Regions from separate parts of the Homo sapiens genome. Here region 2 is linked to region 1. Evidence: read pairs that join two places in POLR2A ChIA-PET (ENCODE). Cell type or tissue: OCI-LY7. All regions are shown on one strand. Each heading gives the region's core, and the rest is flanking DNA. Links, peaks and the distances in the headings are about the cores only. Region 1 overlaps AKAP13 (A-kinase anchoring protein 13). Region 2 has its middle 69 kb from the start of MIR7706.

Region 1 (12,536 bases), core at 5,226-7,725:
ATGGGGGGTGAGGGGGTGTTAAAGGCAGCAAATATTCCAGAAAGATTTCTCTCACAGTCACGTCCTAAGAAGGAAAAAGAATAGAGACAAAGAAACCATTTGGAGAAAATAATACAAAAACACAATGTGAGAAAGTTAAAAGTGCTTAACTGCCATGGTAGCAAGATCTACCAATCTAAAAAAATAATAAATGTGAGAAAAAAATTCTGTTAAAAATAATTTGGGCCAGGCGCAGTGGCTCATGCCTGTACTCCCAGCCCCTGGGGAGGCCAAGGTGGGAGGATCTCTTGAGCCAGGAGATGCAGACTAAGTGAGCTATGATCACACCACTGCACTCCAGCCTGGGACAGGGCAAGACCTTGTCTCTCAAATTAACAATAATAATAATTTGATGAAATATGACAAGTGACTGGATGGGACTGGAAGATAGTAAGCCTCAAGCAGAATTAAGAGAAAAAGGGGTATCTCTAAGGAAAACTAGTGGCTTGTGGGAATAATTTGTGATAAGATGATGGGGCTTTGAATCTTAAGTTTCATGTATCAGCAGGGTAGACAGGATAGATATTTGTACTTATTCTATATCCAACAGGTAGGTAACAGGGCAAGCTGTCAAAAAAGGGCTAGCCTGGCCAGTCAGATCTGAAAGTCAACCTGCACTAAGTTAAGAACTAAAACCTTGACTGTAGATGAGTTTGTGGTAATAGAGAGCCAATGACTAGACGCTGGTGTTCCAGCAAGGGAAGGCAGTAAGAAGAAATGGATCCAGAGAAACAGGCCAAACAAGGAAGGGCCAGTCCGAGAAGAGGAGAAATCAGAGAAGAGAGGATCAGCAAAGCCAAAAGAGGCAAGGATATAAAAGTCTTGCAGCATTAAAAGGAATGACTTTTTAAAAAGAAATCCTCAGAACAAACAATGGAAGAGAGACGTCTGAAGAAAAGCAACAAACTCAGAAATTTTTTTTTTCTCTAGCCTTAAATGGGTTTTTTCATAACATATCTTTCATCTATCTATTCCTGTGCCTTGAACCCAGAAATGGCCCTATGGACCCAAGAGGAACCCAAACTCAAGCGCCACCTAAAAACATGGGATTTGCCATATCTCTCTCTATTAATGGCAGTCACAAGTGAGCACTCTGCAGCCAAAACTTAAAATACTTGTTTCCCATTTCAAATGTTTCAGAAAGCTCATTTGCTAAACCAAAATAATGATCCCTTCCCAGATTCATGATACACTCAATTCCACACCATTTAAAATATTTCAGAGTTCTCTTTATTTTAACCACCTATTGTTAATAACACCCTTGGTAACTATGAAAGCCTTTCAGGATGATACAATCTTGACAAGATATAATTGTTCATCTGTGATAATCAGGTGGAAACCTAGCCTGCATTAATTAAAGGATTTTCAAATGACTTACTGCTAGCAAATATACATATAGAACTGCCATCCATTACTGGGATCATTTTTTAAAATACAAACATTATATGAAATCATGTTGACAGGTAAATGAGTCTTAAAATATCTGAAAATATTTTGTTACTTTAAACATTTCCTTTTATTATTACTTCAATAATTGTATACTAGCAATAAAATGTATTACTAATATAATTATACATTTATTAGTAATATAACAAATGCTATATTAATACATATACTGACTTCTCTAGGTACAGGGAGATGAATGCCCAAACTCTACCTTGAAGAATATGACCAAAAAGACTTCTGTGGAGAAATGTCTAAGCCCAGTGCTGCTCAAAGCTCAAGACAGATCACCTCGAGCAGGCGCATACTCTCTGAAAGCTTATGCCATTACAGTGAAGCTGGGCCAGAGACTGCATCTCATTCATCTTTGTACACAGCCTCTTCAGGGAAAAAGACACATAAGGTAACAATTGCAGCTGTATCAAAAGCATAGTAAGAGAAGCAAGGACCAGGGACTGCAGGGATTAGAGGAGGCCCTTGACTGCCTGAGCAAAACGCAGGGCAGGGAGGCCTCCCACAGTCTTCTCAAACACAGGTCACCTGGAAGGAGCCTGAGGAATACCGATTCTCTCTCACCTGATTTCAAATTATGTTTGAAAGAAATGATATTTGCAACCAGTGGACAGGGGTGACATGTCGGAGGAGGTGACAGAGGCTACAAACTAAATCCAAAACCATTCAGCTCTCAGACCTGAGAGTTTCTAAACACTGGATATAATGACGCTTATAAAATGTCATGTAACACTAGCAAACCCCAAAGAAACACAAACCTTGTATTTCTAACTTTGTGAATACCCTGAAGTGCTATCCCTTGGCCTTCCTTACATCGGAATTCATTCAAAAGGAGAATATCACAAAATTTAATTATAGGATAAATGAGTTACATTTGTGCTGCCTAATTTAGTGGAGTGCTCTAGAAAATGAAAGACAAATTCATAAGGCACGGTCACAGCAAAGCAGTACCCCAAGGCTCCTTAGGATGAGAACGTAAATATATGATGTTATTGCCATCAAGCTAGAAAACAGAAATCCTACCAGAAGAAAAAAATCTAAAATCCTAAATCACTGAACAGAGCTATCCTGTTCTGTTGGTCCTTTAGTATTACCTCAAAGTAGCATGAATGGCTCTGAGTAGCTTCGTTTCTCTGGGAAATCAATACCATTACAAAGCAAGCATATGCACAAAAATCTTTAATATTATTTAGCACTCACTATTTCTTAAATGCAACATGCTACTCGGTAACAAGGTATCAGCCGCCACACATGGTAGTGAAATATAAAAATGGAGGCTGGGAAACAGAATCAGAATCAGTCACTTAATAGCTACAGACCCCTGATAAGAACCACTTGAAACTCATTTTGTCAGCAAAATGAATTCATTCATTACAAAACTTACTGTAATATGTGTCAGACACTGTTAAGAACTAGGCCTCAAACATGAAAGACAAGGCCCTTTGCCCTCATGGAGCTTATATTTTAGCAGGTAAGACAAATTATAGAAAGTAACATTAGAGGGAAAGTTCTATTAGAAAGAGTAAGACAGCATAAAGGGGTTAAAGTTTGTCTGAAATAGGGATGAGAGGATACTTTTCCTGACAGGGTGGTCTGGAAAAGCTCCTCCAAGGAAGGCAAATTTGAGCTGAAACCTGAATGAAGCAAGTTAAGGGAAGATAAAGAAAGCAGTCAAGGCAAAGGGAATATATCGAGTGCAAGGGAAGTACAAACTCAGCGTGTTCAAAAAATAGCAAAGGTCAGTCTGGAGGAGCAAATGAATGAACACTGGATGGAAGGCGAGGTTGGAATATGGATTTTTTTTTCTTTTTCTTTTTCTTTTTTAGTGTGATGCTAAACCATTGGAGGGTTTTGAAAAGAAGAGTGACATGATTCATGTTTCAAAGGATTACTGTGGTTCCTCTGCGGAGAACAGGACAGAGCAAGGAAACTACAGAAAGACCACTTAGGAAGCTATCAAGAGTGGTCCAGATGAAACACGATAGAGGACTCAGCTAAAGAGCCAGCAGTACCACCACCCCCGTCAGAGGGCTGGAATTCCCCACTTCAACCCCTTACCTTTAAAAAAATCTACACAAGGCCAGGCACGATAGCGCACGTCTGTAATCCCAGCACTTTGGGAGGCCGAGGCAGGTGGATTGCTTGAACCCAGGAGTTCAAGACCAGCCTGGGCAACACAGCAAAACCCCATCTCTACAAAAAATACAAAAATTAGCCAGACACGGTAGTGCATGCCTGTATCCCAGCTACTCAGGAGGCTGAGGTAGAAGGACTGCTGGAGCCCAGGAAGTCGAGGCTGCAATGAGCCAAGACTGTGCCACTGCTCTCCAGCCTGGGTGACAAGAGTGAGACCCTATCTCAAAAAAAAAAAAAAAAAATTACACAAAGTGCCTGAGGAAAAGAGAGGCTCCATCAATATTACTCAGGGCTCATTCCTGCTTGAAATGCTTTGAGAATATCTTGCTGAAACCCATCTGTAAAGATATGGCATCAAATGGACAAAGCAAAATGCCACAGAGAAAAGGAGGAGGGACCTACACCATCAAGGACAGTTTAGGAATATATCCTTGCCAGGATCCATGGCCCCCATTCCTGCCACGCCCTCATGGGCAAGTCTCAGAAGAAGCACACTGAAAACTTTTCCAGCAGGTGCCCACCTGTGCCCAGGGAGCACCACCAGTCTGATGTGTGGGAGTGGAGGAGGGTGATTAGGTGCTACTGCCATCATATCCTACTCCCACTTGCCGCTGCTTTGGGGATGTCAGTTCTAAAGGAAGCAAGCTGATTACACCAGTCCCCAGAAGCTCCCATTCTTGGCCACACGACCACCACCTGTCATCAGGTGTTGGTGACATCCAAATTGGTTGACTAAAAGAATGTCATGCCCTCTGTCTTGGGGCAAAGAGAAACTTGAAGTTAGGTGACTTGTTCTGTCTTTGCTGTGGTTTCTAGACACAAGGAAAAGGCAGTCAGCTTCATGCCATACAACACCAAATGTTTCCTTTTTAATCCCCATTTCATCTAATATCAGGATTGGCAAACTTTATCTGTGAAGACTCAGATGGTAAATATTTTCGGCTTTGTGGGAAATATGGTTACTACTGCAACTACTCGTTTCTTATGTTTTTTTTTTTTTTGGTAGCACAAAAGGAGCCATAGACAATACATAAAGAAATGGGAGTGACTGTGTTTCAACAAAACTTTATTTACAAAAACAGGCAGCAGGCTAGATTTGGTTCACAGGCTGTAGCTTGCCAACCACTAGTCTAATATAACCTTTTAGTACAGTTTTCCAGCAGTTCACACACCCCCAAAGACATCAACAAAAAACAGATTAAGACCCCCTGATTTAGTAGAAGAAACTCATGCCAACATACAGTTACAGTGATATAACAGGTGCTATAAATAGAAACATTTCAAAAGTGCTATGGCCTAACAGAAGATAAAGAAAGAGAAGGAAGAAAATTTGCCAGAGGAGACTACAAAGGCTACCCAGAGAAAGTAAAATTTATGAATTTCAAAAGCCATGTAAGAGCTGACTAGGAAGACAAGAGATAAAGTCACTCCAAGGAGGGGAGAGTATGTACGAAGGCACAGAACTGAACAAACACGGTGTATTCAAGGACTAACGGACCATGGCTTCAGCATAGGGAACATGGGCATAAAGCAGTGCCAAGGATCAGCCTTTATATTCTAGACCAAGGGGGCCCATGAAACGATTAATAACATCATCTGTCCCATGTGCTTTCTGTACATGGTTGGTGAAGGTCAGGCAAGACGATCATAAACAACTGTTTTATATAACACTAATAACCATTGGTCTTCATATGTCCCCTTAGCAGTGAGGTCATCCCTGACCATCCTCAATGAAGTATGAGCTCTCCTACCCTAACTCTCCTTATCTATCTTGCCCTGCTTTATTTTTTCCATAGCATCATTTACTTTCTGACACGTATTTATTCATGTATGTCTATTTAATACATTATATATTATACCTATATGTATATATAAAATTCTAAAAGCATGTATTTATGTATTTATCTGAGTTCCCCTTTCCTCCCAACTGTTACGTAAGCTTCCTGAGAGGTGGGACCATATTTGTTTTATTCAATGCTACATCATTGCCTAAAGGTATGTCTCGTTGTTCTAGGTGCTCAATAAATGTTGGCCAAATGAATGCACGAATTCCTTTCTGGTCTCTCTTTCTGTAAACAATCTTTCTTTTTTTGTTGTTTTTGAGATGGAGTCCCGCTCTGTTGCCCAGGCTGGAGTGCAGTGGCACAATCTCAGCTCACTGCAACCTCCACTTCATGGGTTCAAGCAATTCTCCTGCCTCAGTCTTCCCAGTGGCTGGGATTACAGGTGCCCGGCTAATTTTTCTGTATTAGTAGAGACGGAGTTTCACCATGTTGGCCAGACTGGTCTTGAACTCCTGACCTCAAGTGATCCGCCCACCTCCTCGGTCTCCCAAAGTCCTGGGATTATAGGCATGAGCCACCACGCCCGGCCTGACAATCTTTCTACAATTCATCTTAAATACTTAAGATGACTGGATGAGAAATTAATTAAAAGATCTAGAGTCTAATGGTCTGGGTATGCCAAATTTTTAGCTCAGTTGCCCTTAAGAAGTCACTTAAAATATAACTAAAATTCAAAAAGACTAATGACAAGAAGAGCACCTAACAGCTTCACCCTTATTTATTTAACCTAGGGGCTTTTCCTATATCTGTCTCAGCAGGAAAATACTAAGATAGTATCCACATCCCTCAAAATAAAACGCATTCTTGAAACTAGCCAACAAAGCCATTTTTATAAATCTTTCTTTAAAAGACACCTCAAAGTATCTCATGCAACACGAATAGAAATCCACCAAGAAATTTATCGACTTTTACATAAAGTCATTCCAGATAAAGACTTAGGTTGACTTCACTGTTAGAAAATATTAAAGAATTTTATTTGGCATTTAAGGTTACTTTTTATTTAAACTAGGCTAATCTTTTGCCCAATAAAGATACTGGCCAATGAAATCCCTATAACCTGTCTTCTTTTTTAATCAGGTTGTGTGTATTCTCCTGCCAAAACCATACCCCTTTCTCAATGCCAACACAAAACTATTATTTTAAATACTACTACCAGTCATAGCCCAAATTCATACTGTCTTCCAGCTTCATAATTTTGCAACACTAAGATACAGGATAATTCTTAAAGATGTCCAGGCACCACCTATTTGGTCCATTAAAACAAAGCCAGCAGATGGCGCTCAATAAATCTACTCAAGTTCTGTGTCTATGGAGTAGTTTTAGAGATTGTTCTAACAGGGATTTCAGACAGAAAAGAAATTAAAACTACTCAAGTTTGGATATAATTTAATGTATGGTCCCTTTAATGAGAAGTATTCCTTAAAAGGAAGAGAGTGTTGAAAAATTGTAAGAGTGTAAGTTCTTCTTGTTTCAATGTACAATTCTCCCTCTCAAGTCTATTTTTGTCCAGCAAAGCTAAATTGTTCAGATGGTGCTGGCTTTCAAACACATGTGCGCACACACACACAGAGAGTGAGAGCAAAAGAGAGGGAGAGAGAGAGAGATGGGAGAGAGGGGGAGAGGGGGAGAGGGTGCGAGGGAGAGCAAGAGCGAGAGAGCAAGAGAGAGAGAGCGAGAAAGAGCAAGCGAGAGTGTCTCTACCTCTGAAAAATGTTTCACAACTCTCTGGAAGTGGTAGAATTATTAATTAGGTCAATACTTAAAGAGACATTCTCTCTTTTGCTAACAAAACCATATATTTGGCTAAAATGCAGACATGTAAGGATTTTTTTTTTTTTTTTTTTTTGGAGACAGGGTGTTGGGCCCTGTCACCCAGGCTGGAGTACAGTGGTGCGACCATGGCTCACTGCAGCTTCGATCTTCCAGGCTTGAGCAACCCTCCTGTCTCAGCCTCCCAAATAGCTGGGACTATAAATGCACGCCACCATGCCTGGCTAATTTTTTCTTTTTTTTTTTTTTTTTTTTTTTTTTTTTTTTGTAAAGACAGGGTCTCACCACATCGCATAGGCTGGTCCTGAACTCCTGGGCTTAAGCTATCCTCCCACTTCAGCCTCCCAAAGTGCTGGGATTACCAGCACGAGCCACTGCGCCCAGCCTGTATTAATTCTCCATAAAAATTTAATGAAAGAGTTAGAAGTGATTAGCTAAAATCAATCTCTCTGGCTCCTCATTCCTCGCTCCTTCCCCTCTCCTCTCTCCTCTCCCAGAGAGCAGATGGTTGAAGATTATACTCGGCTACTTTGTTGCTGATTGAAAAGGTGACATTCTGTCATTAAAATCTGAAGATCTGACTTCTGCTCTCACCTATATCTTACAGTTATTCACCTAGCTTTCTTGGTTATTTATTATCCTCAGTTCTCTTGTTTTTCTCCAAAGTCATCAATTAAGTTGGGACTCCAGGCTTCTAAGCTGGCCTCCACACACTGGGAAGCACAGAGTCTCCAAAATACAATCTGATCAAGCTACTCTCCTGATAAAGCCCTATGCCTGAGCATGTCCCTTCAACACACAGCACACAAAGCCCCCAACAAACCTAGCCCTCACTGACCCCTCCAGCATCATCTCCCTCACAGAGCCTCTCCTCAAACACTTTGCTACAAGTATACCAAGCCCCTGAGAATTCATGAACACATGTTCAAGGCTCACTCTTCCTACCTGTCTCACTACTCGGCCATGCTGCTCCCTTTATCTGTCACACTGATGATTAGAGCGAGAGAGTAAAGCATGAAATACAATGCCTTTCTTTTCTAAGTAGAAACCTGGGCCCCTTCCTCAGATGAAGGGCCTCCTTTACCTGATCTAATACATACTATGCCTCACCCACTGCAGGCAGATCAAGGTGCCCTCTGATTCCATGAGTCCATCAGGTTTGCACAATCGTCATCTCTGCACCAGCAATGCCTAAGTCACGGAGCCCAGCAGGTCAAGTTGAATCACCTCTGGTCACACATCATTCCTAACCCAGGGTACAACATGCTGAGACCATGGAAAAGAGACATTCAAAGTTGGGAAGTGGGACACTGTCAACTACAAGATTAAGAAGGGAAGGTACCAATACAGAATGGACAGCATTGCTTTGGGGGCTATAGTACCAGAGGAAGACCACAGGCTTTGAAATCACGTGACTTAGAATACCAGCTTCCCTTGTTACCAGCTGTGTATTTAAAACTGCTGATTCTTTTAGGAGCTACCTCAAATTCCCTGTAAGAACTCCTAGATTGTAAACTCTAAGAGGATGGAAATTATTATAATCCCATATCTGAAATGCATGAAATAATGGCTCTTGTATCAAATGCTTACTATGTGCCAGGAGTGTCTTAAATGTCTTACACAAATTAAGGTTGCCATTTAATCCCCTTACCACGACATAAAGTAAGTACTAAAGTATTTTAACAAGGTATACCAAGTACGTAGCATACACTAGGTACAAAGAAAATGTTCCCATCCATTCCCAAGTAAATAGAAACATCCCACATTTCATAATCTCCATGTCTCTACCTCTCTTAATCTCTTCTAGTAAAACACACTATTTCTCAAACAGAGCCAAATAAAGTATGGTAATAAAATTGATTACTTTTTGGTTTTACTTAATAATAGGTGAAGAATTTTAACTAAATGGCAAATAAGTCTTACGAAAGAAACTGTCTGAAAAGGTGTCATATGGAAATTTAGGAGAAGAAAATCCATCTAATTAATTTTAACGGTAAACCAGCTTTTTTGTAAAGCTGGTTAAGCTTTCTGATTTCTAACGAATAGTTACATGAGTATCAAACAACCCACAGTACTTAACCACAAAAGTAATCAGAAGAAAATTCTATCATTTCAGACATTATCACTTTTCTTATCTAGTGTTACCAGTAAAACCATTTCACAAAAACACGTATTTTAAGTTTTCCTTTTTAAGTGTCGACATTTTTTAAAGAAATAAGCCAACTTTATGAAAATCTTTCTAAGGGATATTACACATTTCCAGGCCTAAGAAGGCCTACTGATAAAGGTGTGCAGGAATATTAACTGAGCAACTGATACGTATTAAGATTTTTACATGTAGGAATGACATACTTAACTGCTTAAGATTAAATTACATATGTTAAATGCTTCTCAAAGTAACTGATGTTTAGTAAGTATTCAATAATTGCCAAATATTGCTGTCACTTTCTAAATCACATGTAGTGCTCATGAAAAATCCTGTAATATACATACTACCCTATATTACAGAACTTTTAAGATGAAGACTCTAAGCCTCCCACAGTAGGGCAGGAATGTAAAGCTGTGTCTACTTGACTCCTAAGCACATACACTTTCTCTACATGGGTTCTCAAAGTGTTGGATCACCTGGGAACTTACCAGAAATGCAATTTTTCACCCCATCCCAAACCTAGTAAATCAGAAACTCTGGGGTGTGGCCCAGCAATCTGGGTTTTAATAAGCCCTCCTGGTGACCCAAATGCATGCTCAAGTTTGAGAACCAGTGACCCCACAGCACCATGCTCCGCCGTACCAGTTACCACAAAGGTCTAGTGTCTGTCCCTAAATGGTTCCCCTTCTTCCCAACAAATTCCACTTTTCAGTGTTTCCTTCTGACTTTAATAATCTCACCAACATCCTTATTTCACAAATCCTAGGCAATAGCCCGCTTCTTCCCTACACCATGCAGGGTTAAACGCTGACACAGAGGAGCAATATACTGACATCATTAAAAGCCTAGGTTTCTGAAGAAAGGTCTGGTTTGAATTCTAACTCTGTTCTTACTAGCTGCATGACCTCAGCAAGTGACAAAAGTTCTCTGATACTTTCCTCTGCTTTAAAATGTAGAAAAAAAATAGTTATCTCATGAGATCATTAAGATGATTAAATGAGAAAAATTAATGTAGGACATATAGCATAGTGGATAAGCACTAGCAGGTATGGAATAAACAGAGGCTTAAGATCAGCGTTTGAACACAATACACATTTCTGCCAACCTCTACTGCATACAAATGCACACATATACAGTATGGCAAATGAAAAATCAACGTCCCATACTCACCAGAAAAACTGAAATATCGGTACTTCATTTTTAAAAACACCTATCTCTGTCTCACGGTCAAGGAGAAGAATTACTTTGTATTCTGAGACTTAGCAAGATATGGGCAACACATAATCACGAGTATATGGTGGCAAGAATATAATAAATTTCACAGGGATCTGGAAAATGAGGATTTGTGGAGGAACAATACTGGCTGTAAGAAATACCCACAGTTGTAGCTTCTTAATATTATGCTGCCTGGGATCCCTAAACCATACAAGACAGGACAAACTACACAATAATACACTTCACTCAAAGTAGAATTTAGGAACACAAGAGGTGATTGAGAAGAAAATGGTGTTCACGAGTGATGGTAGGTGAAGATCACCCCTGGCCTTCTTTAACAAATTCCGGAAGATGACAGGAATGGTAGGAAATACTCCCACAATCAGATTGGTGGTAGTCCCATGAACCAAAAAAGGAATGTACCATCGCCTGAGCAGTAAGATAAAACTCACATTTCCTTCTGTGGACAAAACAAAGAGAGACAGCTGAGAATTCCACCCCAGCCGCCAGATGCTCTGTATATCACATGGGGTCAACAGTTAATCCAGACACAGAGCTTTGTGAAGGGCTCCAAAGACACCAGAGCCAATAGCTCTTTCCTGGTTTAAAAAGGGTAACAAACAAACACATTTCTGGGAGTACAGGTGACATTCTCTATACTTAAAGATAAATACCCTAAGTTACAGCCCCCACATAAAAGGATCCAAAAGGAAATAAGCAGAATCTCTGGGGGGGAAATGTGTCTGAATGAGGAAAAAGTACTAAAGATGTGCATCACCAACCGATCAATCAATAAATTCGTGTATCCTCCAGAAAAATGTAATTTCTACCTCCGTGCTGATATAAATAAATGTTCCCAATGTTGTACTTGAAGGGAGCTATTTATAGATTTCTGAATTATAGATTCAGTGGGCTGACTTCACGAATCTAGCTAATAGTCTCATCTCAGGTGACAGAATTTCCAAAGAGAGCAATGAAAATGTTACAATCAACATACTAGAACTTTAAAATATAAATCTTCCTGTCTCAAACCTAATTCATAGGTTTGTCAGACCAATAAAATGAGATTTGTGTAGTAAGAAGCAAACACAGAGTGTTCCAAGTAAATACCCACACACCACACGGAAGCACTAGGCTACAGTGGTTGAAATCCGGTTTTTCACCTAGTATCAGTTCCAGGTTTTCACTAGGAGAGCACCTCTTAGAGGCTCTACCCAAAGATCAAAGCAAAGTGACACATTGTCCCAGATCACAAAATCCCCCTGTGTGGTTTCATTTATTGGCTGATGAACTACAGTAACCTTCCCTTTGGGGTCATAAATCCTAACCAAAAAGAAAACTCTCATCTTTGGCAAATCAGACATTTATAATCATCCATGTATGAGGCAACACCCTTTCCCAAAGAACAGCTTTAATTCTACTTGGAAACAATAAAAAACACTAGCATTATGATGCACAAAGTACTGTGATAGAAGCTGAAGTAAAAATGAGAGCAATAAAATAATAATTCAAATACAAAGCCCCTACCCTCAAGGAACATAATAAACGGAAAAGGCATGCATACAAATGTGCATCTGAAGTGCTCAAGCTCTTATTACAAAGTCTGCACAGAGTAGCCGGGGCATAGGAGTAGGAGTGATGGATCCACAGGAGGATGAAAGCTCAGGAGGGGCTCCACAGAGACAAGTGGCAGGAAATGAATCCTGAAAGATAAGTGTTTTTCTTTATGCATGTGTTAGGGATTGGCAGGGCTCGGGGGTGCAGTTCAGAGAGAGGAAGAGATGCCGTTAACAGTTTCACATGGCTGAAGGCTAGCTTACATAGAGTTGGAATTGGTTTACCTGAAGTACCAATGACTCAGCACGGGATCCATGGCTAGGGATTTTTAAACTCCAAATGCTGACATCAGAATACTGCTTTCATTTATG
Region 2 (12,536 bases), core at 4,125-6,624, 190 kb after region 1:
TGGAAGCACACCTGCTCCTAGGAACTAGTCAGGACTCCCTAGGTTACAAGGAGCAGAAACCCAATGCACAGATTTAAAGGCAAAAAAGACTTACTGGCATATGTAACTGCATAGCATTGGAGGAGATTCAGGTACAGCTGGATCCAGGCCCCCACAGGATCATTGGAAGCTATTTCTATCTGCTTTCTTCTGTATTGGCCTCTTTTCAGGTGCACTCTCCCCCATCTGGTGGCCTGGGGCATATACAGTCTTCTGTTAATATTTTACTTGCTTATTAACTCCAGTATTTTTTATATACTGAGTTCTTTTTGAATGCTCTCTCTCTCAATAATTCCAGCAAAGGTTTGGAGACTTTTAATGGTCCAGCTAGGGCTATGTAACCATCTCTGAAGCAATCACATTGGCTAGGGCGGTAGAGTGGTCTCACCAAGAGGACACACATGCCCACCCCATTTCTGAGGCAGGGGCTTAGATCCACATGACACGGATTGAGAAAAGAAAGGTAGCTTTTGTTATAACAACTATTTGTACATACAAACTTCTCTGGAGTTAATTTTAGATAACTAATTTTTGAATACAGCGAAGTTTGAAATGATAGATTATAAACCTAATTTGTGAACATCGTCTTCCTACCTAACCGTATTTTATGAATTTCCACACTTAATGAAAATATGCTTTAAAAACATAGAAGTTTTCAATTCAAATGAGTAAGAAAGTTTCTGTACCGGGCATGGTGGCTCATGCCTGTAATCCCAGTACTTTGGGAGGCTGAGGTGGGCAGATCACTTGAGGTCAGGAGTTTGCGACCAGCCTGGACAACATGGTGAAACCTCATCTCTACTAAAAATACAAAAATTAGCTGGGCGTGGTCGTGGGAGCCTGTAATCCCAGCTACCTGGGAGACTGAGGCAGAAGAATCACTTGAACGTGGGAGGCAGAGGTTGCACTTAGCCAACATCCTGCCACTGCATTCCAGCCCGGTCGACTGAGCGAGACTCCGTCTCAAATATATATATATATATATATATATATATATATATATGTTTTTTTTTTAATAAAGCAATTGGGCAGCAACAGAGCGCTTATGTCTTTATATCGAATGGAAGAAAAACCCAATAGAAGAAATCTACTGCTTCTGACAGATCTTAGGGCATAATTTATTCAGACTTGGGGCCTTGAGTTCAATTTGATTCATTGAAAGCTCAGGAAACATTTTGGTTTGGTTTAAAGACTTGCCCATTTAGTTTTCCTACTGAAGGGATTTCTAACACAGTACCTGGAAAAAGAAAGTGTTTCTAGATTGAAGGAGTTTGCTGCAAATCTTCTCTCTTATTAAAGAAATACTCGTATTTCTGACTTCATATTTTCCCTTCTCTGAGGGGGCTTGTATTCTCTTTCATTGCACAGGGGTAAGATGCATTTTGGAGATGCGTTGCTTGATTTTAACTTCTGGCTCTGTTTCTCTGACTGTGACTTCATCAGAAAGCTAGTCACTCAGTGCCTTTCTATGCTTCCATTTCCTCATCTGTGAAAACCTACATAGGATAACCTACAGAAACTACTTAGGATGGTGCCTGGCACGTAGTAAGCCCTTTATTGGTGTTTGCTACCACTATTGTTATTTCATGAGCTCTCAAAGCACACAACCACAAGCCTGTTTTACTTCTGGTTGAGATGAAGCTTGGAGGGCAGAGGGCAGACGCCTGAAGCTAAGCAGCTTATTAAAAGTAGAATAGAAATAGATGAGAGGAAACCAAAGTGCTTTTCTCTTTAGATAGTTATCAAAGCACGCTTCGCTGCAGACTATGGGCTTGGGTATGGCCAGAGATCAAAGGCCCTCTTATGTGCAGTGACATTTCTGAGCACAGGGCTGAGTTATAAAACCCTTGAATGGAAGGTTTTGGAACTTGGAACACGGCTTGGGCTAGAAGGGCAGGGTTTTTATAGAGGCGATTCATGGAAGCGCTTATGCTGGTGAAGAACCCAGACTGTTATGACTCACTTGTCTCTTTATTGCTTTGGACCAAGAACTGTTGTTTCCTTTTAAGTGCCCCTGTAGGAGATGAGCTACAGACTAGGGCCAAGATAACTCTTGCAGGAAGACAGAGTGGCTTCAGTGAGTGTGAACGGGAATACCGCCTTGTTGGGCTCTGGGTCAAGTGTCCTGGACGAGCAGAATAAGGATTTTATTTTACCAGGGTAGAATTGCTTTTGGAAACTGGCAGCATCCTTAAAATCTTAAACTTCAGATAAGCTTTCCTTTTGTCTGTCTGCCATTTTCATTCTCTGAAAGCCCAAACTAAATTTGATGGTGTGACAAGTAGAGGACAGAAGAACAACTTTGGAAAGTAGAAATTAATGTGTCTGGGCTGCTACATATAGAACTAGGGATAGCAGAAGGGGTCATTTGAAGTCCAGGTTGCCTGAGGTCCTGCTAGATCTCCTGGGAAAAACTGAAGGGGACTTTTGGACTGATGGTGAGGCCTCGTGCGGTAGGCAGACTCCTAAGATATATTGCAGTGCTCTCTAACTCCTGGTCCTTACCTCTTTAGGTAAGCTCCTCCCCTTGTGTTCAGGCCAGACCTATTGACCTGCTTCTCATGAATGGAATATGACAAAAGCAATGGGATGTCACTTTCATGATGAGGTTGCAAGAGGTTGTGATTTCTACTTTGCTAGGAATCTCTCTTGCTGCTGCTTTCTCCTCTCTATTGACTTCTTGGCTTGTGTGCTTTGATGCTGAAACCAGCTGCCATGTTGGAGGAACCTGCAAGGCAAGAAATCCAGGGCAGCTTCTAGTCAGCATCCAGCAGAGAACTGGGTCCTCAGCCCAACGGCCCAAAAGGAAGTGAAACCTGCCAACAGCCACCGGATGAGTTTGGAAGTATATCTTGTCCCAGTTGAACCTTGTGTTGACTGTAGCCCAACTGGAGTAATTTTCAATGCAGCAATAGATAAAGAATATACCAGGTCAGTAAAATGTACTGTCTTGAACAAGGAGGGAAACAAAGATTACCCTCAAACTCTGGGGCTTTGGATACTCTTTATGAGTTTGGAACTTATTGTGAAGTAGCAGATCATCCAGAATTCAAGGAGACAGTGGTTCTTGGTCCCTGGGAGATCCTAGGTAATGTTATGGTCTCCAATACAGTGCTTGGCAGTTATTCCAAGACATTTGAGAAAGGATGCTAAAGCCAAGAGTGCCAGGATTGCTTTGGAACTCCTAATTGAAGCTGAAGTCACTGGTTGGGAGAAAATCTCCTCCTTGGTGAACAGGAGCAGGAAGTATTAAGTGTGGGGAAAGACAGAGGCAAATCCAAGTCTTTATTTATTTATAATTCTGGTTTCAGAATGGAGCTACCACATGGTCAGGAGGAAGAGACTCACAAAGAAAGATGAAGGTTGCAGAGAGGTGCTATGGAAATAGCACATGCTAAAGGAGTCTTCTAAGCAGCCCAGAGGCGATGACATACCAGTGCCAGCAGAGGAGGAGAACCACGCTTCAGTATAACAAAAACTTCAATGAATCATGCTCAATGTGGAAAAGTCGAATAGACATGGCTGAGGATAAAAGAAAAGAACGTACACATAATCTCACTACCCAGAGAGAAGCAATGTTGACATATTTCTCTTCCTCAATGCATATTTATATATTGTTGATATTTTTACTGTCTGTGCAATTTTGCTTTAATTAAACATTTAGATTATGAAATAATTCAAACATACCAAAACAATATGTCACCAAGTGTGGCAGTTTGGATTAAGATGGGTGGCAATAGAATGAGTTCCTCTTCATTCCAGGCAATAACATGGGCTTAGACAAGAAAGACATTTATTTTTCTGTCACCTAAACTGTGTCTGTAGATGGTCAATCCAGGGCTGGTTTGGCAGTTCTATATCATCAGCACTGGGGATGCAACCTCCACCTCTCTGGTGTGCCATTCTTGGGATGCCTTTGCATTTGCAAGATGGTTGTTGGAACTCCAGAAATCTCACCCACATCCTACCCCATAGGAATTCCTCTTTCTCTCTAAAGAAACTCCCAAGAATGTTTATACCACACTTTCATTCATATCTTGTTGGCTAAAATGTAGTAACGTGGCCACATCTAATTGCGTGATAGGTGGGAAATGAAGTTTTAATTCAAGATGATGTGGCCAGCTAAAAAATTCTTTGCCAGGCCGTGGAACCAACAACCAGATTTAACATATGATGTCACTTCACTAATTTGGATCTCTTTTTTTTTTTTTTTTTAATTTATTTTTTTATTGATATAATTTGGATCTCTTTAAAAATTTTTTAAATTAAGAAATGAAGAGTTAGGCCAGGTGCAGTGGCTCATGCCTGTAATCCCAGAACTTTGGGAGGCTGAGGAAGGTAGATCGCTTGAGCCCAGGAGTTTGATACCAGCCTGGGCAACATGACAAAACCCTGTCTCTACTAAAAACACAAAAAATTAGCCAGGTGTGGTGGCATGTGTCTGTAATCCCAGCTGCTTGGGAGGCTGAGATGGAAGGATCTCCTGAGCCCAGAGAGTTTGAGGTTGCAGTGAGCTGTGATAGCCCCACAGTACTCTAGCCTGGGTGACAGAGTGAAACCCTATCTCAAAATAAAAAAAAAAAGAAATAAGAGTTAAAGATATAGATAGACTCTACTTTCACCAAGGATATAGAAAGCTAAAAAAGTATTACTCCCACATAACAAGAAAAAGCCAGATAAACTGCAACATTATAACTTTTCTTAAACCCATCTGAGAATTCAGTTTGGAGGGTGACTAAGCAGCCTGAAATCCAAGCAAAGACCGGCCCCTCTGAGAAGAGAGAAGATCCACACATTAGCTCCCCTTTGGGCAGAGCATGGGTGGTAGAAACATTGGGTACCATATTAGTAGGTAAGAAGTCAACTAAAATTTGTAATGATTTGGTAAAAGCTGAGTATGGGCTACAGTGACAGTATAGAAACCTTGGGATCCCAGACACCAGGGAAGTTCACACTTAGTAGTAGTTTCTTCTCCATGGACTTCTGTTGATTGCTCACAAGAAAGATTGAGTCACGGAGGGAGAACAGAAAGTTCTCTAGTTGGTTAAGAACTGAAGGATGGAGGAAATTGGTCCCTGCCACAGGAGACTCCTCCCCTATGGAACCAAAGCCATGAGCTATTGAAGGAGAAGCGGCCAACTGAGAGGTAGCACCACATTGAGGGAGCACCACAGGGAGCTGGGGGAAAGGTCAAAGACAACATTCTTTCTATGCCAGGGAAAGGGGTAGGAAAACATTCTAAGTATGAATGCTATACCAATACAACTAGCAGCCTCCTACTGGTGGGGAAAGTGCAGGAAGTTATGTCTTGCACAAGAGCTAAAGAAGAAAGCAGAATTTGGCTTACAGTGGGGAAGAAAGGCAGGATCAGTAAGAAAGTCATACCTCTGAGACCCAGGCACAAACAGCTTACCAGTTTAACAGAAAATCCTCTTCTTTCCAACAGAGAATTCCCCCTTCTGTCCCTCCCCCTGCCCCACAAAATCAGGTGAGCAAGCACTGAGTTTCAAGCATTTCAGCTTACTACTGCGGAAGAGACAAGAGCATGGGAGGAGATCCTCTGTGTAGTGCACACACATGGGAAGGCTGAAAGCTAAGCGTGGAGTAGAGATGTTTAGAAAAACCCTCCGGCATCCAGCCCCCGTACCAAGCACAAGGTCACACTAGAGGAATCTGAAGCCACTGGTTCACTAGTTACACTGAAGGTAACTATAGCAACAAAATCCCCTTCTCAGTTCCTGACCAGATTGACTCACCCTCCCTGCCCCACTAATAAGCTAATTTTAAAAACTTGTAAATGTGGCGGGGTGCAGTGGCTCATGCCTGTAATCCCAGCACTTTGGGAGGCTGGGGCAGGTGGATCACCTGAGATCAGGAGTTTGAGACCAGCCTGGACAACATGATGAAACCCTGTCTCTACTGAAAATACAAAAATTAGCCAGGTGTGGTGGTGCGCGTCTGTAATCCCAGCTACTCGGGAGGCTGAGGCATGAGAATCACTTGAACCCGGGAGGCAGAGGTTGCAGTGAGCCGAGATTGCGCCATTGCATTCCAGCCTGGGTGACAGAGCAAGACTCTGTCTCAAAAAAAAAAAAAAATGTGTATCCATTTTCAGGCACAAGTGCTATTTATCTTCATCTTTATTCTACACACACTGTCCAGCAGTCAGTAAAAAAAAAAAAAATTACAAGATATACACATAAGAAAAAAAGCCTGATTAAGGATGAATAAAACCAATTTATCTATTTTTAGTTTTAGTTTTTAAAAAATTTCAATAGCTTTTGAGGTACAGATGGTTTTGGGCTAATGGAAGAATTATATGGTGGTGAGTTCTGAGATTTTAGTGCACCCATCACCTGAGTAGTGTACACTGAACCCAATATGTAGTTTTTTTGTCCCACAACCGCTTCTTACTCTCCCTGTTCAGAGGCTCCATAGTGCAGTATATCATTCTGTATGCCTTTGTGTCCTCATAGCTTAGCTCCCACTTATAAGTGAGAATGTACCATGTTTGATTTTCCATTTCTGAGTTACTTCACTTAGAATAATAGCCTCGAATTTCATCCAAGTTGTTGCAAGCATTATTTTGTTCCTTTTTATGGCTGAGTAGTATTCTATGGTGTATATCACATTTTCTTTATTGACTCATTAGTCGATGGGCACTTAGGTTGGTTCCATATCTTTGCAATTGTGAATTGGGCTGCAATAAACATACACGTACATTATTTTTTCATATAATGACTTACTTTCCTTTGGATAGATACCCTGGAGTGGGATTGATGGATCAAATGGTAGATCTACTTTTAGATCTAGATTTCTTTAAGAAATCTCCACACTGTTTTCCATAGAGGTTGTAATAATTTACATTCCCAGCAGCAGTGTATAAGCATTCCCTTTTCACTACTTCCACACCAACATCTATTTTTTTGACTTTTTAATAATGACCATTCTGGCAGAAGTAAGGTGATATCTCATTTTGGCATTAATTTGCAGTCCCCTGATGATTACTGATGTTGAGCATTTTTTCATATGTTTGTTGGCCATTTGTATATCTTCTTTTGAGAAATATTATTCATATTTTTTGCCCACTTTTTGATGGGGCTATTTTTTTTTCTTGCTGACTCGTTTGAGTTCCTTGTAGATTCTGGATACTAGTCCTTTCTCAGATACACAGCGTGCAAATATTTTCTCCTAATCTATGGGTTATCTGTTTACTCTGCTGATTATTTTTTGTGCTGTGCAGAGGCTTTTAAATTTAATCAGGTCTCATTTATTTATTTTTGTCGCAGTTGCAGTTGCTTTTGGGGTTTTAGTTATAAATTCTTTGCCTAAGCCAATGTCCAGAAGAGTTTTCTTAAGGTTACCTTCTAGGATTTTTATGGTTTTGAGTTTTAGATTTAAGTCTTTGATTCACCTTGAGTTAATTTTTGTATAATGTGAGCAATAGGGATCCAGTTTCATTCTTCTAAATGTGGCTAGCCAGTTTTCCCAGCACCTTTTATTAAGTAGGGTAATCTTTCTCCAATTTATGTTTTTGTATGCTTTGTTGAAGATCAGTTGGCTGTAAATATTTGCCTTCATTTCTAGGTCCTCTATTCTGTTGCATTTGCCTAAGTGCCTGCTTTTATACCAGTACCACGCTGTTTTGGTATCTATAGCCTTGTAGTATAACTTGAAGTCTGGTAATGGGATGCCTCCAGATTTGTTCTTTTTGTTTAGGATTGCTTTGACTATTCTGGCTCTTTTTTGTTCCATATGAATTTTAGGATTGTTTTTCTAATTCTGTGAAAAATGATATTGGTATTTTGATGAAATTGCATTGAATCCATAGATTGCTTTGGGCAGTATGTTCATTTTCACAAGATTGATTCTTCCAACCCACAAACATGGGATGTGTTTCCATTTGTGTCATCTATGATTTCTTCCAACAGTGTTTTGTAGTTCTCCTTGCAGGTACCTTTCATTTCCTTGGTTAGGTAAATTCCTAGGTTTTTTGTTTTTTGTTTGTTTGTTTGTTTGTTTTTTTTTTGCAGCTGTTGTAAAAGAGATTGAGTTCTGGATTTGATTCTTAGCTTGGCCATTGTTGGTGTATAACAGCGCTACTGATTTGTGTACACTGATTTGGTAATCTGGGACTTTACTGAATTAATTTATCAAATCTAGGAGTCTTTTGGAGAAGTCTTTAGGGCTTTCTAGGTATATGATAATACCATCAGTGAACAGTTATAGTTTGAGTTCCTCTTTTCCAATTTGGTTGCCCTATATTTCTTCCTCCTGTCTGATTGCTCTGGCCAGGACTTCCAGTAATATATTGAATAGAAGTGGTGAAAGTGGGCATCCTTGTCTTGTTCCAGCTCTCAGGGGGAATGCTTTCAACCTTTTCTTATTCAATATGGTTTTGGCTGTGGATTTGTCATATATGGTTTTTATTAATTTGGGTACTTTATTAACTTGAAAATTTATTAAGTACTTTCTATGCCTAGTTTGTTGAGGGTTTTTTAAATCATAAAGTGATGCTGAATTTTATCAAATCCTTTCTCTGCATCTACTGAGATGATAATATAGTTTTTGTTTTTAATTCTATTTATGTGATGTATTACATTTATTGACTTGCATATGTTAAACCATCCCTGCACCCCTGGGATGAAACCAACTTGATTACAGTGTGTTGTCTTTTTGATGTGCTGTTGGATTTGGTTAGCTAGTGTTTTATTGAGGTTTTTGCATGTGTATTCATCAGGAATATTGGTCTGGAGTTTTCTTTTTTTTGTTATGTCCTTTCTTGGTTTTGGTATCAGGGTGATACTAGCTTCATAGAATGATTTAAAGAGGATTCCCTCTTTCTCATTCTTTTGGAATAGTTTCAGTAGTATTAGTACCAACTCTTCCTTGAATGTCTGGTAGAATTCAGCTATGAATCCATCTGGCCCTGGAATTTTTTTTTTGTTGGCATTTTAAAAAACGTACTGATTCAATCTCATTGCTTGTTAGTGGTCTGTTCAGGGTTTCTGTTTCTTCCTGATCTAATCTAGGAGGGTTGTATGCTTCCAGGAATGTATCCATTTCCTCTAGGTTTTCTGTTTTGTGTGCATAGAGGTGTTCAGAGTAGTCTCCAATAACATTTTGTATTTCTGTAGTGTTGGTTGTATGTCTCCGGTTTCATTTCTAATTGAGCCTATTTGAATCTTCTCTCTTCTTTTCTTGGTTAATCTAGCTAATGGTCTATCAGTTTTGTTTATCTTTTCAAAGAATCAGCTTTTTGTTTCATTGATCTTTTGTATTTTTTTGGTTTCAATTTCATTTAGTTCTGCTCTCATCTTTGTTATTTCTTTTCTTCTTCTTCTTCTTCTTCTTCTTCTTCTTCTTCTTCTTCTTCTTCTTCCTCCTCCTCTTCTTCTTCTTCTTCTTGTTTTCTTCTTCTTCATTTTTTGAGACAGAGTCTTACTCTGTCATTCAGGCTGCCGTGCAGTGGCATGGTCTTGGTTCACTGCAACCTCCACTTCCTGGGTTCAAGTGATTCTCGTGCCTCAGCCTCCTGAGTAGCTAGGATTATAGGCACTCATCATCATGCCTGGCTAATTTTTGTATTTTTAGTAGATATGGGATTTCACCATGTTGGCCAGGCTGGTCTCGAACTCCTGACTTCAAGTGACCTGCTGTCCTCGGCCTCCCCAGAGTTCTGGGATTACAGGTGTGAGCCACTGTGTCCAGCCTAACTGTGTTTTTTTTAAATTTCTTTTCCCCCCCTTAAGGATGTGACTTAAATGTTTATAGTTTATTGTAACCTAATTCAGGAGTGAAGGCTTTGTATGCTTTCAGGGGTGCTTTCAGGGGTGAAGGCTCTGTATGAGTTCCTTGGTTGTAGAGTCTTTGGATGATGGCTTATTCAGATGCTGGTTGTAGTAGCACTGTGCTCAGTGCGTGAGCAAGTTCACTGTCTCCCATAGGATTGGAATGACAGAGGTCTCTTGAAGCTTATCTCATTCCCCCATATTATGCACTTCTTTATTTATTTGTCCCCAAGTATTTTATTTACTGGGTTGAATAGTCCAGGCTTCAGACCAAAAGGGGAGCTAGGCCATGGGTGAAAACCAGCTGTGGCTAAAGCAGGTGGGTAAATGCAATAACCAATGATGGACAGAGGTCCCTGCCTTGACAGAGATGGCTGGGGGAACTCTCAGTGAAGCATGCTGAGGTCTTATCAGAAGGAAGGACTGGAGCCACCTCAGCTCTTCTGCCAGGCCAGCAGGAGAGCGATCCACCTCCCAGACAAACTCTTGATCCAGTGTTCTGGCTATTTAGAGCAGATAAGCACCTCTACTCATCTGCAGGAATGTTGATGTTCCAAGCAGAGAGGAATTGTGACTCTGTCTCTTGTGCAAGCCTGCACCTGGAGGGTGCTCCTCCAGTAGGGATGCAGTCACCCTGAAGTGTTCCAGAGAGGCTGTCTAGAGGTGCACCCACACTGAGTTCCCATGGGAAAAGCCCCAGCTGTGTTTGCAGTGGTGAATGAGGTAGAAAAGAAATCCCCCTCTCCAAGGCCCTTCACAAACACCAACACTGCCTGACTTGTCGGGGGAGAGCTACAGATTTTCCCTGCTGATCCCACCACTGCAATTGTGCCTCTGCTGAAGGAAACTTCCCACCAGCAGAAAGACCCGAGACTCAAGGCTTGCCACCTGGGTTCTTTTGTCCCACAGGGTGTTCCCTTGATGGGGTGCATTCCCCCTTCCTTTAGGAGTGGGAGGCCCTGAGAGCCAGACTACTGTGAATGCTGTTACTCCTCTGAGTCTAGCCACCCAATGCGGCTGCCACACTGTAGCCTGGTACTAGGGAATATCTGCAAGGGATCCAGATTTATGACCTGCTCTCAAGTCTCCCAGTAGCAGGTACCAGCACCAGCTCTAACAGGAGTGGCAGGGGAGTGACATAGACTCAGAGATTCCTTGGTTATAGAAAGTCTTCGTGTATTGGCTTCCTCAAATGCCCATTTGGGTAGTAATAAGTAGGTCACATGGGCAGATTCAGGACCTCCTGGTTAGCCAGAGTGGTGCAGGCAATGGTGATGGCTGGGTTCACACACAAGTTTTCTCCTTCCTGGGCACAGTGTTATTCTACCTGCAGATGCTGTAATGGACGGTGTGAGTTGGCCTCCAGCCAGGAAGTGATGCTTGCCAAAGAGCACCAGCTATAGCAGAAGTGATGGGATTTGTGCTTGCCTTATGCTACCCAGGGCTGGTACTTTGGATAATCAGGCAAGGGGTGGGGCCATAAAGCTCTGAAAAGTTTCTGTTTTTTGTGCTCCTAAAAGTTTCTGTCTTTCGTGTTAAGCTACCAGGGCAGGTGGTGGGCAAAGCAGGTGGGGGCTGGGTCAGGCAGGTCCATGTTTTGACTCTTCACATGTGGTGCTAGCAGTGGCCCCTGTGGGAGTTGTGGAGGTGGTTCTTTGGCCATTGGGATCATGTTCCAGAGAGGAGCATAACTGCATCTGCTGCATAGAAGAGTTCACGTAGGGAGTGGGGAGTAACAGGCAGCAGTAAGCCCCACCCAGCTCCCGTGCACTTGGCAAGGCAGATCTCTTACCTGCAGTATTCTGCTAGCAGCAGCCAGCTAAGTTCCTGGCCATCTATGCTTAGAACTCAAAACTTCCTTGGGCCATAAGCCTTCCCCTGTGGAGACAAGAACCATGGCTTTCAGGCCATGCCCCTGCCAGTCTGCCTGCACAGCCGGGGCACCCGGCTCATTTGCTCATGCCTGCAGCACACTTCCCATTCGCTCCCGGGTTCTGGCCAAGGGAGTTCTTCCCCACTCGAGGTTATATCGTGAAATTCAGTTGGGAGCTTCTTTTAATTAACTCAGGCAATGGCTGCTGCCTGAGTAAGTTGGCAGACTTTTGTGAGGTCTCCTGTGTGGCAGAATAAGGAATGGCTTCCCTTGGTCGATGCTGGAGACTGGGAGTGCATGCAGAGTTCTTCCTGCTGCCGTTTGTGCTTTAATATTCCTCTCCACTCTCAAAATCAGTTCCAGTGTTGGTTAAGGCCTTTCCCTGTGGCCTAGATTACCAGGTTCCCTGGTGGGGGTGTATACCCTGGAGGCAGTCACTTCCCCTCTCACATTCTGGGGACTTACAGTTTTTTTTTTTGTTGTTGTTGTTGTTTTGTTTTGTTTTTAACCTGGCTGGTGCCATAGGCTGCAGCCTGCTACTTTAAAAAAATAATCTGTGGGCCAGGTGTGGTGGCTTATGCCTGTAATCCCAGCACTTTGGGAGCCCAAGGCAGGTGGATCACTTGAGGTCAGGAATTTGAGACCAGCCTGGGCAACATGGTGAAACCCCGTCTCTACTAAAAATACAAAAATTAACTGGTGGTGATGCATGTCTGTAGTCCCAGCCACTCGGAAGGCTGAGGCAGGAGAATTGCTTGAACCCGGGAGGCGGAGTTGCAGTGAACTGAGATTGTGCCACTCCACTCCAGCCTGGGTGACAGAGTGAGACTCCA

What was found. ChIA-PET counts read pairs that join two places held together with the same protein. Peaks named below come from ENCODE experiments on the same cell type or tissue, not always from the same donor. Only the 100,000 strongest peaks of a DNase experiment are listed, where the experiment ranks them.
Region 2: POLR2A ChIA-PET joins it to region 1 with 12 read pairs; 2 of 35 experiments call an interaction of 5 or more read pairs at or near these places.

The regions. Positions count from the first base shown.
Region 1 is chr15:85,499,479-85,512,014 of GRCh38, reverse strand. All of the region lies in intron 2 of AKAP13 (A-kinase anchoring protein 13), which reads right to left. Among named protein-coding and RNA genes, the nearest start is that of AKAP13, 130 kb to the right of the region's middle. In OCI-LY7, for the core only: CTCF peaks have their summits at 6,525 and 6,741 (motif pointing right); a DNase peak (open chromatin) is centred at 6,744; H3K27ac peaks cover 619 bases.
Region 2 is chr15:85,305,799-85,318,334 of GRCh38, reverse strand. No RefSeq gene overlaps it. Among named protein-coding and RNA genes, the nearest start is that of MIR7706, 69 kb to the left of the region's middle. RefSeq lists enhancers at 5,385-5,464, 5,485-5,664. In OCI-LY7, for the core only: no CTCF peak of the experiment used is centred there; no DNase peak of the experiment used is centred there.